Regions from separate parts of the Homo sapiens genome. Here region 2 is linked to region 1. Evidence: read pairs that join two places in POLR2A ChIA-PET (ENCODE). Cell type or tissue: IMR-90. All regions are shown on one strand. Links, peaks and the distances in the headings refer to the core of each region. The heading gives the core; the rest is flanking DNA. Region 1 has its middle 9.9 kb from the start of COA1. Region 2 overlaps COA1 (cytochrome c oxidase assembly factor 1).

What was found. ChIA-PET counts read pairs that join two places held together with the same protein. Peaks named below come from ENCODE experiments on the same cell type or tissue, not always from the same donor. Only the 100,000 strongest peaks of a DNase experiment are listed, where the experiment ranks them.
Region 2: POLR2A ChIA-PET joins it to region 1 with 16 read pairs; 9 of 35 experiments call an interaction of 5 or more read pairs at or near these places.

Annotation. Positions count from the first base shown.
Region 1 is chr7:43,735,244-43,743,643 of GRCh38, reverse strand. No RefSeq gene overlaps it. Among named protein-coding and RNA genes, the nearest start is that of COA1, 9.9 kb to the right of the region's middle. RefSeq lists an enhancer at 7,536-8,015. In IMR-90, for the core only: no CTCF peak of the experiment used is centred there; no DNase peak of the experiment used is centred there; H3K27me3 peaks cover 607 bases.
Region 2 is chr7:43,643,511-43,651,771 of GRCh38, reverse strand. It overlaps COA1 (cytochrome c oxidase assembly factor 1), which reads left to right. Exons shown (of 6, transcript NM_018224.4): 2 at 3,120-3,172; 3 at 4,138-4,237; 4 at 6,373-6,521. The coding sequence starts at 3,158. Among named protein-coding and RNA genes, the nearest start is that of STK17A, 65 kb to the right of the region's middle. RefSeq lists enhancers at 1,645-1,734, 2,377-3,238, 3,508-3,802, 4,833-4,952, 4,101-4,962. In IMR-90, for the core only: no CTCF peak of the experiment used is centred there; DNase peaks (open chromatin) are centred at 1,081, 2,851, 3,551, 4,271 and 1 weaker place; H3K4me3 peaks cover 535 bases; H3K27ac peaks cover 6,133 bases.

The DNA.
Region 1 (8,400 bases), core at 86-8,085:
AAAAAAAAAAAAAAAAGAAAAGGAAAAAAAACCCATAAATACATGATAATCTTTCTCCAAGTGTTTATACCACTACCTTTTCTTTTTTGCTTTTTTTTTTTGAGACAGAGTCTCACTCTGTAACACAGGCAGGAGTGCAGTGGCATGATCTCGGCTCACTGCAACCTCCGCCTCCCAGATTCCAGTAATCCTCCTGCCTCAGCCTTCTGAGTAGCTGGGAATGCAGGTGCGCACCACCACACTGGGCTAATTTTTGTATTTTTAGTAGTGACGGGGTTTCACCATGTTTCCCAGGCTTGTCTCGAACTCCTGAACTCAAGCAATCCGCTTACCTTGGCTTCCCAGGTGCTGGGATTACAGGTGTTAGCCAGTGCACCTGGTCCTAACTTTATGTAGAATTAGTCTCATTTGTTTCATTTTTCCTTTGTTTTTAGAGTTTGATGTTTAAATGTATTTTTAATTTAAATTTTTGTTTTAAATTATGTATAACATATATTTGGTTCCAAAATAAAAGCCATAAAACTTGGTATTTTCAGAGGATTACTTTCCATCTCTGTTTCCTTTTCTCTGTTCTTCCCCTATTTCCTATAAAATGGGAATTTAGGTTATTTCCAATGCTATGCATTAAAAACAATGCTCATGGATGTATATTTTCATATTTCATAATATACAGCTTAAAGTTGCATATTCACAGTAGATTCCCAGAAGTAGGATGGCTGTGCCAAAAAGTACCTATTAGCTTTGTTAGACATGGCCAAAATTCCCTTTCAGAAGAGTTGCACAAATTTGAAAATCCACCAGCAATGAGGTTTATTTCCCTACAGCCTCACCAACAGGATGTATTGTCATACTTTAACATTTTTGCCTAAGTGTAAAGTATTATGTCAGTTGTATTTTTCTATAGTGAATGAGTTTACACTTTTTTTCATATTTTTCATGGCCTTTATATTGTGAATTGTCAGTTCATGTCTTTTTCCAAGTTTGTATTGGATTTTTGGCTCTTTGTCCCTCAACTGACAAGATTTCTTTATAAATTAGGGATATTAGTCATTTTTACATGATATATTTATTTTTATTTTTGGAGACAGGGTCTTACTTTGTCACCCAGACTGGAGTGCAGTGATGTGATCATAGCTTACTGCAGCCTTGAATTCCTGGGCTCAAGTGATCCTCCTGCCTTGGCCTCCTTGGGACTACAGGTGCATGTCACCATGCCTGGCTAATTTTTAATTCTTTTTTTTTATAGAGAAGGGGTCACACTATGTTGCCTAGGCTGATCTTGGATTCCTGGCCTTAAATGATCCTCCCCCTTGAACCTCCCAAAGTGCCCTACAATACGTCATGTGGCTGCACCTACATCATATATTGCACCCAGCCACATAATATATTGTGCACCCAGCCAGAAGATATATTGCAAATTGAATATTTTCTTACATTTAATAGTTGTCTTTAGATTTTGTTTATGGTGCTTTTGTCATGCAAAATTTTAAAATTTAATTTTCTGTCAAATTTATCTTTTTTGTTGTTGTTGTTTGTTTTTGAGATGGAGTCTTGCTCTGTTGCCTAGGCTGGAGTGCAGTGGCATGGTCTCAGCTCACTACAACCTCTGCTTCCCAGGTTCAAGCGATTCTCCTGCCTCAGCCTCCCGAGAAGCTGGGATTACAGGTGCCTGGCACCATGCCTGGCTAATTTTTTGTATTTTTAGTAGAGATGGGGTTTGACCATGTTGGCCAGGCTGGTCTCCAACTCCTGACCTCATGATCTGCCCACCTTAGCCTCCCAAAGTGCTGGGATTACAGGCATGAGCCACTGCACCTGGCCAAATTTATCCATCTTTTAATGCCTCTAGATTTGAAGTCATAGTTTTAAAAACCTTTTCCTACCCCAAAGTGTAATAGGAATTCACCTATGGTCTTTTTTTCCCCTCTTACTTGTATAGTTTTATTTTTTACATATAGATTCTTAATCCATTTGGAGTTTCTTCTCGTTTATTGTGTGAAGTATGAATATGATTTTATCATTTTTCCAAGTGACTACCTAGTTTTCTCAGAACCATTTATTAAAATGTCTACCTCAGTGATTTGAGAGATGGCTTCTATCTAAATTTCCATATGTACAGTACTTGGGTCTATTTCTAGGCTTTCCATAATATTCCACTTATCTACTTATCTATTCATGTGCCTGTATCACTGTTTTAATTATGGCAGCTTTATAGTATGTTTTAATATCTAATAAGGCTACCCTCACAATTTTTCTTTTTCATTGTTTTCCTGGCAACTCTGGAATCTCTGCTTTTCCATATAAACTTAAGTATTGACTTGTCTAATGCTCTAAAATAGCTTGTTGGTAATTTCTTTGAGATTGCGTTGAATTTATAAATTAACTTAGGGAATTTATAAATTAACTCATTATAAATCTTTATAATGAGGTTTTTTTTTTTAATGGTGGTGTTCTAGTCTGTATTTGTATCTTTCAAGGGTGTTTTAAAATCTTTCTCATGTAGGTTTTGCATATTTCTTGATAAATTCAATCCAAGTATTTAATATTTTTTGTTGCTATCATAAATAGGGTTTTCTCTACCTTTTAGTCCTCTGTTTAATGTCTGTGTCTATGAAGGCATATATGATATGATCATCATATATTAACTTTATGGCCTGCATTTTTAATAAGTCATGTCACTACTTGAGTTATTTTTATCATTGTTTCTCTGAGGGTTTTCAGGTTTTACTATCATATCATCTACAAACAAAAATAGTTACGATTGAGCACAGTGGCTCACATCTGTAATCCCAGCACTTTGGGAGGCCGAGACTGGCAGATCACTTGGGGCCAGGAGTTCAAGACCAGCCTGGCCAACACGGTGAAACCCCATCTCTACCGAAAAATACAAAAATTAGTCAGGCGTGGTGGCATGTGCCTATAGTTCCAGCTACTTGGGAGGCTGAGGCACGAGAATCGCTTGAACCTGGGAGGCGACGGTTGCAGTGAGCCGAGATTGTGCCATTGTACTCCAGCCTGGGTGACAGAGTGAGAGCCTGCCTAAAAAAAAAAAAAAAAAAAGAAAAAGAAAAAAGAAAAAGAAAAAGAAAAAGAAATAGGGTTACTTATACATTATTCATTCTTCTGACTGATTGGATTTCTCTCTGTGGTGAAAAGTTACTTTGTTTCTGATCCTAATGGAAATACTTCTAGTGTTTCCCATTAAGTAAGATATTGACTTTAAAACTAAAATGTGTGTGTATATGTACGTATGTGTGTAAACATTGTCATATTAGGAAAGTCTCCTTCAATTCCTTTTTTCTTAAGAGGTTTTTTTTTTTTAAAAATAATGAAAAGGTATGAAAATTTATCAAAGGCTTTTTCATCATTTATGGAAAGAACCATGTGAATTTTTCTTGATATTGGACCAATGTTGCATCCTGGAATAAATCCACTAATTCATGGTGTGCATTGTTTTCTTAATGTGTTGTTAGATTCCATTTGCTAATATTTATGTTTCTGCATCAATATTCATGATATTGACCTGTAGTTTTCTTTCTTAGCACTGACTTTATCTGGTTTGGTATCAGTGTTATACTTGCTTTATAAAAGGAGTTAAGAAGATTTTCTTCCTTTTCAATGTTCTAGAATAATGTAGAAAACATTGGGACTATTTGGTCTTCGAAAGTTCAGCAGAATTTTTCTATGAAACTATTTAGGCCTGGTGCTTTTGGGGAGTAGTTTCTTAATAACATTCTCTACTTCTTTTATGGAAATGTTTTCTTATAACAAAGAATGTGATCAATTTTGGTAATCTTTTGTGCTTCAAAGAACACCATCAAGAAAGTGAAAAGACAACTCATAGAATAAGTTAATTTTTTTTGCAAATTATGTATCTGATAAGGGACTTGTATCTAGAATATATAAAGAAGTATTGCAACTCATTTTTAAAAAAAGACCAAGAGACCAATTTAAAAAGGGGTAAAGGATCTACACAGGCATTTCTCCAAAGGAGATATATATATAAGCACTTGAAAAGATGCTCAACACCAGTACTCATCAAGGAAATGCAAATATAAAACACAATGAAATACCACTTTGCTTCCAGTAGAATGGTGATATAGTTTGTATATCATCTCATGTTGAATTGTAATCCTCAGTATTGGATGTGAGGTCTGGTGGGAGGTGATTGGATCATGGGGGTGGATTCCTCATGAATGGTTTAGCACCATTCTCTTGGTGCTGTCCTCGTGATAGTTCTCAAGAGATCTGGTAGTTTAAAAGTGTGTAGCACCTCCCTCCAACTGTCTCTCTTACTCCTGCTCCTGCCATGTAAGACTCTAGCTTCCTCCTTTGCCTTCTGCCATGATTGAAAGCTCCCTGAAGCCTCCCCAGAAGCAGGTGCACTATGCTTCCTGTATAGCTTGCAGAACTGTGAGCCATTTTCTTATAAATTACCCAGTCTTGTGCGGTGGCTCACACCTGTAATCTCAGCACTTTGGGAGGCCGAGGCGCGTGGATCACCTGAGGTCAGGAGTTCGAGACCAGCCTGGACAACATGGGAAAATGCTGTCTGTACTAAAAATACAAAAATTAGCCTGTCGTGGTCGTGGGCACCTGTAATCCCAGCTACTCGGGAGGCTGAGGCAGGAGAATAGCTTGAACTCGGAAGGTGCAGATTCCAGTGAGCCAAGATCTTGCCACTGCACTCCAGCCTGGGTGACAAAGTGAGACCCTGTCTCAAAAAAAAAAAAAAAAAAAAAAACCAAAGAAAAAGAAAAAAAGTAGGTAAAATCACTCACATCTGCTCATCATAGTTGTTTTGTAAAGCATTGGAAAAAATCATCTTTCAGAGTAAGAGGAAGAACTGGAGAACAGAAATTTAGTGACAGTAGGTTTGCAATAACCTTGGTAAAAGTGTCTTGGATAATCTGACTACTAAATGAAGGAATTTATTAGAAGCTTTAAAAATCCAAGATGAAGATGCTACTAAGTTTCTCACAAAGTAACATTGGCTGTAATGAAAGCTATATCGTAACTGAAAAGACGGCATACTTGCCATAAAGTTACAGAGATGAACAGATTAGTGGTTGCTAAGGCTTACAGAGAGGGTCTGGCAGGAAAGACAGGAATTGACTGTGGCTATGAAAGGGAAGTAGCAGGGATCCTTGTGATGAAATTGTTTGGAATCTTAACTGGGGTGATGGTTAGATGAATAGAAATGTGATAAAATTGCATAGAACTACACACACACACACACACACACACACACACACACACACACACACAGATGTGCATATAAAACTGGTGAAATCTGAATAAATTCTGTGGATTGTACCAATGTCAACTTCCTGGTGTTACAGGATCTCTGGGGTGTCAACTTTTCTGGTCAGAAACCTCTGTGGCCGAGGCGCCTTTGCCTGAGTTCTTGTCCTGTGTCCAGGAAGAATGAGGTATGCAGGCAAGTGAAGGGTGAAGAAGAAGAGTTTTATTTAGTGTTAGAATAGTTCAGAGGAGTGGGTAGCTCCTCTCTGTAGGCAGGTCTTCTCATTGAGTGTTCGGCTCTCAGCAGAGAGAAGGCCCTGGAGATGGTGGCTTCCCTCCGTAGGCAAGTCATTTGAATGTCTCTGCAGGTCTCTGAAGCTCTTCCAGAGAGGGTGGCTCCTCTCTGCCAGCAGATCATCTCTGCAGCTCTCAGTGGAGAGGGTACTCCTCTCTGCAGCTGGTCCTCCCACCCTCTCTCTGTCCTCTTCCTCCTCTGGCCATCCTCTACCCTGCTCTGGCTGAGCCCAGGGCTTTATGGACCTCAGAGGGGAGGAAGGGCCGGCTGATTGGTCCATGGGCAGCCATGGGCACCCGGAAGAGGCACCATGAGTCCCCACTCCAGTGGTGGGACTGGCAGCCTGGCCCCCAGTCTTTAGGCCCTCCCTGGCCTGAAGGTGGGGCCTTACTGGGGACCTGTCCTTTTCTGCCCAAGAATCAATCTGCCTCCTGCTGCCATTCATGGCCCTAGGGCTCGGCCTCAATCCCTAGTCAGAGATCAGAGCAGGTGCTAGGAGTGGAGAGAGGCCAGGCAGCAGGATAAGACACCCCCAAGGCTGCAGGAATGTTGGGGGTTGGGGGAGGAAAGGGGGCAGCCACAGCTGCACCTGGGAGTTCCCACCCTGCCATCTTGGACGGAGCAGGGCTCCTGCATATCCTCAGCTCCTGCCTGCTTCCTGGAGCCAGGAGGCCCACGTCTGCAGCCGTGGGCATGGGCAGCTGCAGCTGCACCTGGGAGGGCAGATCCTTCCTGTTCCTGGCTCCCCCAAGAGCACAGGGAAGCTCGGATCCACAGCTGCAGTTTGGGTGGCTGTAGCTCTGCCCAGGAGGGCAGGTTTCCTGCCTGCTCCATAGAGGAGGAGACCTGGGTCTGCAGCTGAGGTTTCAGAGCTGTCCCAACTCAGAAGGGGCAGGGGTCCCACTGGCTCCATGGCATGTGCAGTCCCAGCCATACTTCCCGGCTGCAGTCGCCATGATGGCAGCAGTCACTGCCATCACTGGTTTCAACACTGTTGTATAGCTATGTTACCACTGCAGAATACTGGGTGAAGGGTACACAGGACTGCTCTTTACATTTTTTCTCCTAAATTTCCTGTGAATCTATAATTATTTCAAAATAAATTTTTTTAAAAAAACAAGATTCTTGGAAATCCACATAAAGTTTCAATAATTTTAGAAATTAGCTCCTCCTTTTTGTAACTCTGTGCTTTGTCTCAATATTTCCTTGGCTGGAAATGCTCTTCTTTTCCATTGCCTAAATCCTATTTTTTTAGGACATCTTCCAGGATGCTTTCCCTAATTAATTTTTTTCTTGTTCTTTTGTTGAGCTACTGATACATCTTAGATCTAATCAGACTCTCTCCAAATATTTCCCTCCCTTCCTCTCATAGGTGGATGGTGGTTGCTGCGGTGCACAGCCTAGGAATGAAATGCTCATTACCCCACTGGCTTAGGCGCTTCCTTCAGGAACTGCCTCGGTGAAAAAGAACTGTTTCATTCTTGGTCGTGGTTCCCTCCTGGAGTGGCTGATATACAATGTGGGGGTGTTAAAGTTTAACCTTTTGCTTCATTTCAGGACATCTGTGAAGGTCATACCATCTTCAGAACTTTTAATGTTTGCAGGACCTGTAATAACTCCTCCTCTTTCATATCTGATATTGTTAATTTGCCCTCCCTCCCTCCCTCCTTCCTTCCTTCCTTATCTCACGCTGTTGCTCTAGCTGGAATGCAATGATGCAATCATAGCTCACTATAACCTCAAAGTCCTGGGCTCAAGCAATCCTCTCACCTCAGCCTCACATCTGTAGCTGGGACTATGGGCATGTGCCACCATGCTTGGCTATAAAAAAAATTTTTTTTTTTTAGAGATGAGGTCCTGCTATCTTGCCTAGGCTGATCTTGAACTCCTGGCTCCAAGCAATCCTCCTGCCTTGGCCTACCAAAGTGCTAGGTTTATAGGAGTGAGTCACTGTGCCTGGCCGGCCTTCAGTTTTTGAGTCTTAGATGGCTCAAAAGGTTTGACACATGTATGTTTCAGATGTCAGCCAGAAATGTGGGCAGCTCATACATACAAATAGTTTGGTTTGCCTTCTCTCTGACTTCTTTCCTTTATGGGGGATTTCCTTTCTTGGATTTCCCCCCACTTTCCAGATGCACTATGTATCAAAAACTCTGGTTTTTGAAGCCAGTAAGATTGAGAGTAACAACTGGGGCCTGTCCTCAAGCAGAAAGCCCATGACAATGGGAAACCCCCTGGGTCCCATTCCTTTCTTCCCAGCATCAACTTCCCTCTGGTATCTACCTTCTTAGGGTGTTCTCCAGTACCTTTAGGTAGTTATTTTTTGTACTTGGTCCAGAGCTTTTAGTTTTTATCTATGGGAAGATTGGTCCAATAGGAGGTACTCAGCTCTAACTAGAAACAGAACTCCTTATTTTTCTTCTAATGTCTCTACTGATCTCTACTGATTTCTCTTCTTTCATTCCTGATATTGGTAATTTGTGTTCTCTCTCTCTTTCTTTTGACTGATCAGTTTAGCTACAGGTTTACCAATTTTATTGGTCTTGTGGGCGGAGGATCACCTAGGTGACAAGGCAAGAGACTAAAGGCACAAACTGTTTCAGTATAATAAAGAAAACAGTTAGAATAAGAATAGTCATAATACAAATTAGATATAGAGATGATCATGGACAATTATCAATCATTATTATAAACATTATTAATCATTAGCTTTTAATATTATTCTTTGTTGCATTACTAATATAACCTAGGAATAACCAGCGGGTATACGCTCAGGTGCTGAAGGGACATTGTGAGAAGTGACCTAGAAGGCAAGAGGTGAGCCCTCTGTCACGCCTGCATAATGGCCGCTTGAGGGTTCC
Region 2 (8,261 bases), core at 1-8,000, 92 kb after region 1:
TCCTGTCTTGGCCTCCTGAAAGGTGGGGATTACAGGCGTGAGCCACCGCACCTGGCCTGTTTTTTTTTTTTTTTTTTTTTTTAAGCTCTTCCTGTGATTCTGATGTGCTTCCCAGGTTGAAGTTGCACCACCTTCCTGCTTCCACCCTTGCCTTGTGGGATCCTGTCTATGGCTTGAACTCCCTGGCTGTTCTGTTGATCCGCCTGGTGATGCTTCCTCTGGTCCTGGCTGAGGGGAGGCTGACAGGAGGATCCTCCAGCCTGTGCCAGCTTGAGCAGCTGCTGCATCCGTTTAGCAGACTGTGCTTTGACTCTAGAAAGGGTTTAGTACTTTGGAAAAGGTTTATAAACTATTTGCCTTTGGAGGCCAAAGTCACCCCTTTGTGTATCAGAGCAGAGTTAAGACTGCTTTCCTCAGAGACCTTGGCCAGTGCTTTGTGCCACCTTCCTGTGGCTAACAAGTTCCTTGATTTTCAATACAGATGCAACCCTTGCCTTTTGGCGAACAGTTAAGCAAGTAAATCTGCCCTTATTTGGCAATGTAGTAGACTGATTGAACTTGAGTTTATTGCAGAGAATGGCACATCACATTTTTAAATTTTCACTTCTTACTAGAAGACTAGTTCTAAGAGGTAATATTCGTGCAGTTAGCCTAAACTCCATCTATTCCTCTACAGTGCCTTTTTGAATATTTGTTTTTTTGTGAGGTCGGGGGCTACCTAACACTCTTTGAAAGGCAGCTGAAGGGGCAGGTAAACTGAAGCTAGTTGAAAAGGAGCCCCTGCTGCCCCCCACTGACCCCTGAACCCATTTCCTGCCCACCACTCACACCCCAACCCCTGCTTTGACGTGGAAGGGCTCTGGGGAGACTTGGTTGATCCTCACTGCCTGAGCACTCTTGAGTCCTCACTCTTTCGGCTGCTTGTAAAATAATTCTTCTGTTTTTTTTTTTTTTTGGTGGTGGGGGAGTATGAATGTGGCTTTCAGAGTTGGATGTTATAAAACATAGTCATTTGGAAGTTGGGAACTTTTTATTTTTGTTATCTTGTTTTTAATACAGGATGTTTGCCACACGAGTCACTCGAGAGAATCTCTGAGTCCTGGCGAGGGCTTTCTGAGGCTTCGTGTGTTAGCAGCTGTTGTCTTCCAACTCAGCGGCAGGTTTGCCTTTCCCCACGGACACTCTGGACCTTGTAGCTCCTCAAGCTTCCCTGTCTATTGAGCAGATAGGAAGCCGTGTCAAATATGTGGCACCTTGAGGAAATGCCTAGTGAATGACAGTATGTCCTATTGTGCTCTAACTTTATTTCAGCCTTATTTCTTTTCTGAATATTATTTTTCATTTATCTTCATTTCCTTACCTATTTTCTTTTCTTCTAAAGTATGTATCTTTGTTAGCTCCATCATCCTTTTTGGAATGAGCAAGTATAAAAATAAGTAAATAAATAAGACCCATCCTAAGTATTTTAAGAAACCACCCTTTTGCGGCACACTTGCTACCTTGGTCTTAGCTCTGGGCTTTGGTGTCCTCTGGCAGTCCTGCTGCATTGCCTTCTCTCCCCCATCTGCCCACCCCTGTCCCAGAGAGATTTTTCTGTAGCCCCTCATCTGCAGAGTCCGACAGCTCAGGGTCGAGGGTCTTTCTTAGCAGTAATCACCCACTATGCTCTCACCCCTCCATTTCTGGACATGCTTCCTGTGGCTTCTCTCCTGCGCTTTACACTTCAGCAGTTCTTGTTTCTGCTCACTCTGCCTTTGTTTGTCATTTCCTGGATTTGAAGCTGTTCTGCTCTTTTCACCTTTCTCTTCTCAAGGTAAACTTCCTCTGTGAAACCTCCGCTGATGCCCTGCAGCAAGGTTGACCACTTCCTGAGTGTTACTTCCTCTCTTGGTGCATATGTCTGGTTGCACTAACCAGGCTGCTGCTAGCCCAAAGGCACCTTTGTGCAAATTAGAAAAAGACAACCATCCCCATCCCTTCTTCAAGATACTTTATAGTACTTCCAACTGTTGGCAAACTGTCTTAATAAAGATACAAATCTTTGATTTCTCTAATGTGCATGGTGCCCTACAAGGGTTGTGCAGTGCATAGCCGTGCAGTTGCATGTGATAGATCTATGTTATAATTATTTGTTTAATTGTCTGTATTCCCCTCAGGACCAAGGAAAATTCCTTATATCTTGATACTGTTTTTATATTCTTACTGTCTGACCAGATCAGACCCTCAGTAACCGTTTGCTAAACAAAAGAAGGAATGAAGGTACAAATATGTATCCACCTTGTCTGGAAAAATAGCAGGAAAGGCATGCCTGCCAAGGACTTTTACACTGAACAGTAAGAATATATTTTAGCTCAGAGACACTGTTTGTTTTCACATTTCAATATTGCTTTAATTAGATATCTTAAAGCTCGTGTACCACAGTGGTTGAAAGAGCAGATGCTGGAGCCAGACTGCATGAATTTGAATCCCAGTTCTACCACTTATTCACTTATTAGTGCACCTTTGGGCATGTTACTTAACCTTTCTGTGCCTCAGTTTACTCATCTGCAAAATGAGCGTGATGATAATAGTTCCTACTTCAAAGGGTTGTGAGAATTAAATGAATTATATAAAGTGCTTAGAATAGTACAAGACACATAATAGTCAGAGACAGAAGTATTAGGTATTATCAATATTGTTAAAGTCCATGTATAAGTTTACTGTACTATTGTTTCTTTTTAACTCTGAAGTGCTGTTTTCACTCTGTCACGTACAGCTTTTATTGCTAGCATCTTGCTTCTGCAGGTCCAGCCTCCTGTTGATTGGCCCTGTGTTTGTGCTGTGGTCAAAGCACTTGCTGTCTGCGGTTCTCCCTTGTGCACACCGGTTCTTTGGTTGCTGTAACAAAAACTACATAGGACACAGACAGGAAACCCGCAGGCTTTGTTTTTTCTTCCTAATTTGGCAGCAGAAGGGGGAAAAACCAGGGCCTTTCACAGACAAGGCTTGTTTTAGAGTTTAATTTTAACTTCTTGTTCGTGTTCTAAAGCTTGGGTTGGTAATAAATCTTGGCTGTATGAGACTAGAGAGAACTGGGCTTTAAAAATATGATTTTAATGTAAAATCTTTTCTAATTGCAGGACAACTTGCCTTTGATGATTTTCAAGAGAGTTGTGCTATGATGTGGCAAAAGGTAATGGAATGTTCCAGGGCCAAGTTCCCCACTAGAACCTGCCAGGGTATTCTCGAGTTAGACAATAGAAGAAAGTCACTCCCTGAATAGTTATGGGCTTCTCCTGGTCTTTAGGGTTCACTTGTGCTTTAACTTCACAGGAGGGATGGGCATTTTCTGCATTGTTTCCCACTCTGTCTTTCTCTCGTGTCTCATGCTGGCGTTGGAAGCTGTAACACTCTGGGAACCTCTCCATAACCCAGTCTGGCTGCCTCACCCTGTTGAGCTCTCTTCAAATTAAGCAAGATCTGACTAATACATTCTTCAGAGATGCTCTGACCGTTTTCATTATGAGAACTAAATGACTTTTCCCAGATCACATTACTGTAATTAACTTTACACTCATTTTGATACTCTTACATATTATAAGAGTGGATGGATGGTATGCTGTATTTACCGAGCTGGCATCCCTCCATCTGTTCATTCAGCCTGAGTCATAACCAGAGTTTCCTCATCCCAAGGGTGGTGCATTTTTCAAAATATGAAAGGAGCCAGTGACAGCTCCAGCCCATTCGCAGGCTTACAGGACCAGCCATTGCCACAAAGGATAAGCTTCCTGTTTACCAGTTGGCCTGAGACAAAGTGGTTGTGCTTCCTGGCCATGCGGGGCTTGGCACACAGTCTGGGCTGTGTCTGTCAGGATGGTGGGCTGAATGCTCGCTCTGTGCTGGGCTGGCTGGGGGTGGCAGGGCCCCCACAGCATGGGTCCTGGACATGGGCCACTCTCGAGAGGGCACCCTCAGGAGGGCACTCAGTTTGGCTTCAGAACCAACCCTGGCATTTGGAAAGGAAGCAAATGAGGGAGGGCGGTCTGGCCTCCTTTCTGGCTTCCTTAATGCTTCTTTCCTTTAGGGGTCCAAGCCGGGCAAATCCCCTTGGCACAAAACTGGGAATCCTACAATAAATTTGTATCTTTTGTTTTTAAGTATGCAGGAAGCAGGCGGTCAATGCCTCTGGGAGCAAGGATCCTTTTCCACGGTGTGTTCTATGCCGGGGGCTTTGCCATTGTGTATTACCTCATTCAAAGTAAGTATCCTGCTAGCCGCCTGCGGCCTGACCTCCTCCTAGCCTGCTCCTGCTCCTCCATCAGAGGAAATACTTGAGATGCTTTGTTTAGATTAGAGAAAGGAGGAGAGGGTGATTTTAAAGGCTAGTCCACCATTTCGTTGGCTATAGCTTCCTCTGTATCCTGTAATCTCAGTTTTTCCAGGAGCAACGAGTACAAATAAAAGGACCAGGACTAATATGCATAAGAAGCCCAGCAAAGCACGATGGGCTTTCAGTCCAGTGCACACACAGGGGCTCCATCAAGATTCTGAGATTATATAAAGAAGGGACAGAGGGAAGGGGAATACCAGATGGTTCACAGGTGGGGAAAGCTGTGGCTGTGCGTCCAGCATTGTCAGACTTTTTTTGCACTTTCATTCTCTGCTGTTGATTTAATGGAGGAGGGACCATGAGCAAGGAACTCTGGCAGGGGCAGAAAATAAAAGCAGAGACCACGATGGCAAAATCCCGACAGATGCCGCTTCCAGCCCCACTGCACTCAAATTTGAATTTGTAAAGACAGGCCACAATTACTGTCAGCAGCCAGGACATTTAAGGTCATTTTAATGCTACTGGTGGCAAAGCGGCAGCAGTTTTTTCTAGACTGGCTTTTTTTAGGCTCCTTTATCCCCACCCAGCTTGGCTCGTCATCCACTCTGCAACATTTTCACTTCTTCCCAGGATGTGAGTGTCACCAGCAGACAAGCAGACAGGCTCCAGTGTCCTCTCCAGCCTTTCTGCACCATCCTGCAGAGTTGGTGGAGTTGCAGAGTCTGGAGGGGGCCTGAGATGAGCGTTCCCAGGAATGATTCAGACTGAATAATTTGGCCTCCTCTTCCCTCTGCCAAAGGGACAGGGGCAGGACATGAGAGGGATGGGTGCACTTTTGGGTCAGGGTTCAGCTTTCTGGTGTGACAGCCTTTCTCCCTTAGGAGGCTGCTAAGTCGGTGAGACCTGGGCACTGCAGCCGACTGCCTGGGTTGAATGGTTGAATCTCGGCTCCAGCTCTTGACCAGCTATGTGGCCTTATGGGGGAGTCCGTCACCTTTCTGGGCATTAGTTACCTTATTGGTGTGATGTGTGGTAATGTTAGTGCTTGTGTATGAGGTGAGAATTGAATCTCACAACACAAGAGCTGTTGAACATTGTGAGATGTGTGGAATATTGAGAACAGTGCCTAGCCATAGAAATCACTCAATAAAGATTAGCTGTCTGGACCCTGCTTCTGTCCCTTCTTTTCCTATCATAGCTGGCACCGTGTTCATGCCTGTGGTATTCCCTGTATCCCTATTCCTGGGAAGCAGCCCAGGAGGGGGATTCCCTTGGCCTCTCCAGGGTCAGGTCACCTTTCCCTTCATTAGTGTGATGGGACCTTCAGAAGAGAAGCACTTTCTGCGGCCAAACTGAACACCCTGCTTGGGAAGCCTGCCTCTGCTCCCTCCTTTGGGCAGCTGATTATTAGAACTTACAGCTTCAGGGAGGTGCTTCCCGGAGTTCCCAGGTAGCCTGTGGGCTCAGAAGGATTCCTGAGACTGAGAGCAGTTTGAGTTGAAATGTTGGCTTAAATCTTGATGAATGAACATTTTCATATCCTGTTTCTAGGCCTGAGGGTTTTGTTGTTAATGTTGTGGTCTTTCTATTTTATGTCTCAACTTAGTGGAACAGGCAGTGTTGAGAAGTCAGGTATCATGGATTCTGGCCTCGGCTTTGCCATGGACCAGCTGTGTCACTTTGAACAAGTCATGGAATCATAGTAGGACTTTAGAGCAAACTTAGAGACTTGAGAGGAAACTTAGAGAAGAGCTGACCAAACCTCTTAGGTGTCAAAATAAGGCAATGAGTGAGGGTAGAAATGAGGTGAAGCAGAAAGGGTCTGCATGAGGTCAAGGCCCAAGGTCATCTGCACATCCCTGCAAAACACTGCCTGCCTGTGCTTTGGTTTTTGAGTCTGTAAAATGGACAATTTAGAGTAGATGGCCTTAATTATTCGTCCATCCACAGATTTCACGTTTCTGTTTCTACCCTGTACGTCAGTTGGATTATTTAATTTTCTGTGTAGTAGATTCTACCTGACCAAGTTCAATAAAGAAAATAAGTGTGTCTTTCGTCCTTAGAGTTTCATTCCAGGGCTTTATATTACAAGTTGGCAGTGGAGCAGCTGCAGAGCCATCCCGAGGCACAGGAAGCTCTGGGCCCTCCTCTCAACATCCATTATCTCAAGCTCATCGACAGGGAAAACTTCGTGGACATTGTTGATGCCAAGGTAATGTGCTTTCCCTGCGAACCGCAGGCTGGTGCCTGCTGAAGGAGAGGAGAGTCTACTGTCTCCTGGAAAGTCCTGGAGTTAAGGATTTGGGATGGGAAAATCCACTAAGTAAAGCTAGGTTTGGCACCTTTAAAAAAAGTTTTTCTATTATGGATTTTAATGTTTATATAAAATATATTTTATATTATAGATATTTCTGTATACTTTTCTTCCATTCTGGGGAATTGATGTGGCAGGGAATGCAGTGGGTATGCTGATGTCGCCATCTTGAATTGAAGGTAGTAGAGAAATGACCAGTGGTGGTTTGCTACCATGTTGGCTTTGATAGCTCTCAGCACTTTGGGAGGCTGAGGTAAGAGGATTGCTTGAGCCCTGGGGTTTGAAACCAGCCTGGGCAACACAGCAAGACCCTGTCTCTCTCTCTCTCTCTCTCTCTCTCTCTCTCTCTGTCTCTCTGCCTGCCTGCCTGCCTGCCTGCCTGCCTGCCTATCTATCTATCTATCTATCTATCTATCTATCTATCTATCTATCTATCTAATCTATCTATCTATAATTTAGCCAGGCGTGATAGTGCACACCTATAATCCCAGCTACCCAGGAGGCTGAAGCAGGAGGATCGCTTGAACCCAGGAGTTGGAGGCTGCAATGAGTTATGATCATGTCACTGCACTCCATCCTGGGTGACAGAGTGAAATTGTCTGTAAAATTAAAAAAAAAAGAGAAATGCATCTATATCCAGTCAGTGCTCATTCAAATGTACCCAACTCTTTAAACTTTGATTTTTAAAGTGTATTTATTTACATTGCTTCCACAGAATACCAACCCATTTTTTTAGCTATAACTTATCTTTTTGTACTTGATCACACTCACTTGCATGTAAAACACATTTGTTCTGTTTAACAAACATATTTTGAGTATATGCTCTGGTTTGAGAAATGATTCTAAGCTATGTGGGGAATAGAGGTGCAGAAGGCTTTTGGGGGTTTACAGTTGAAAATTCCTGAGTAAGACAGGGTGAGGGAAACCCTGTCACTATTGTGCAGGCCTAGGGGAAGTGGCTCGAGGCCTGGGAGATGGCTGTGAGGACTTTGAAAGGTGGAGAGGAACACCCGGCTGAGGAGCAGCATGCCTGGGAAAGTTCATCACTGTGTCGCCTGTCAGTGTGATACGGCAGTGGAGGCACAGGTGGGCGAGGTGGGTGTGGGCAGGTAGGAGGGGCTGCGGCCACCAGGGGCCACAGTGTCATCTTGGAAGGTGTGTGCTTGACTCTGGCAGCAGAAGCCCGTAAAGTATTTGGAGGATGAGTGAGGTGATCCGACCTACATTATTTTTTGTTATTTTTAGTATGTTCTTAATGGACCCAGCTCTAATGAGACTTTTTTCTAACTACAAAAGCAATTCATGCTCTGGTATTCTGATTAAAATATTCGGTTTTAAAAGAAGGTGGATTTGTGTAGATTGGTAATGCCCAGGGACTGGCTACGGGGAGCCATCTTTAGGAGAGAGATGTGGCCACACTGGTGTGCAGTGGTGAGAGCATGAACCAGAGGTGTGGCCTGGAGAAGCAAAAGACGGATGTGAAGCCATCGTGGCATCCAAGTGACAGAACTTGGTAACAGTCATGTATCAGGAGCGGGTGGGTCAGAGGTGATGGTCCAGTGTCCAGCATGGACGTGAGTGGAAGGACGGCAGCGACACTGCGTGAGAGAGGACATCCTGGAGGAGGAGCACAGGGAA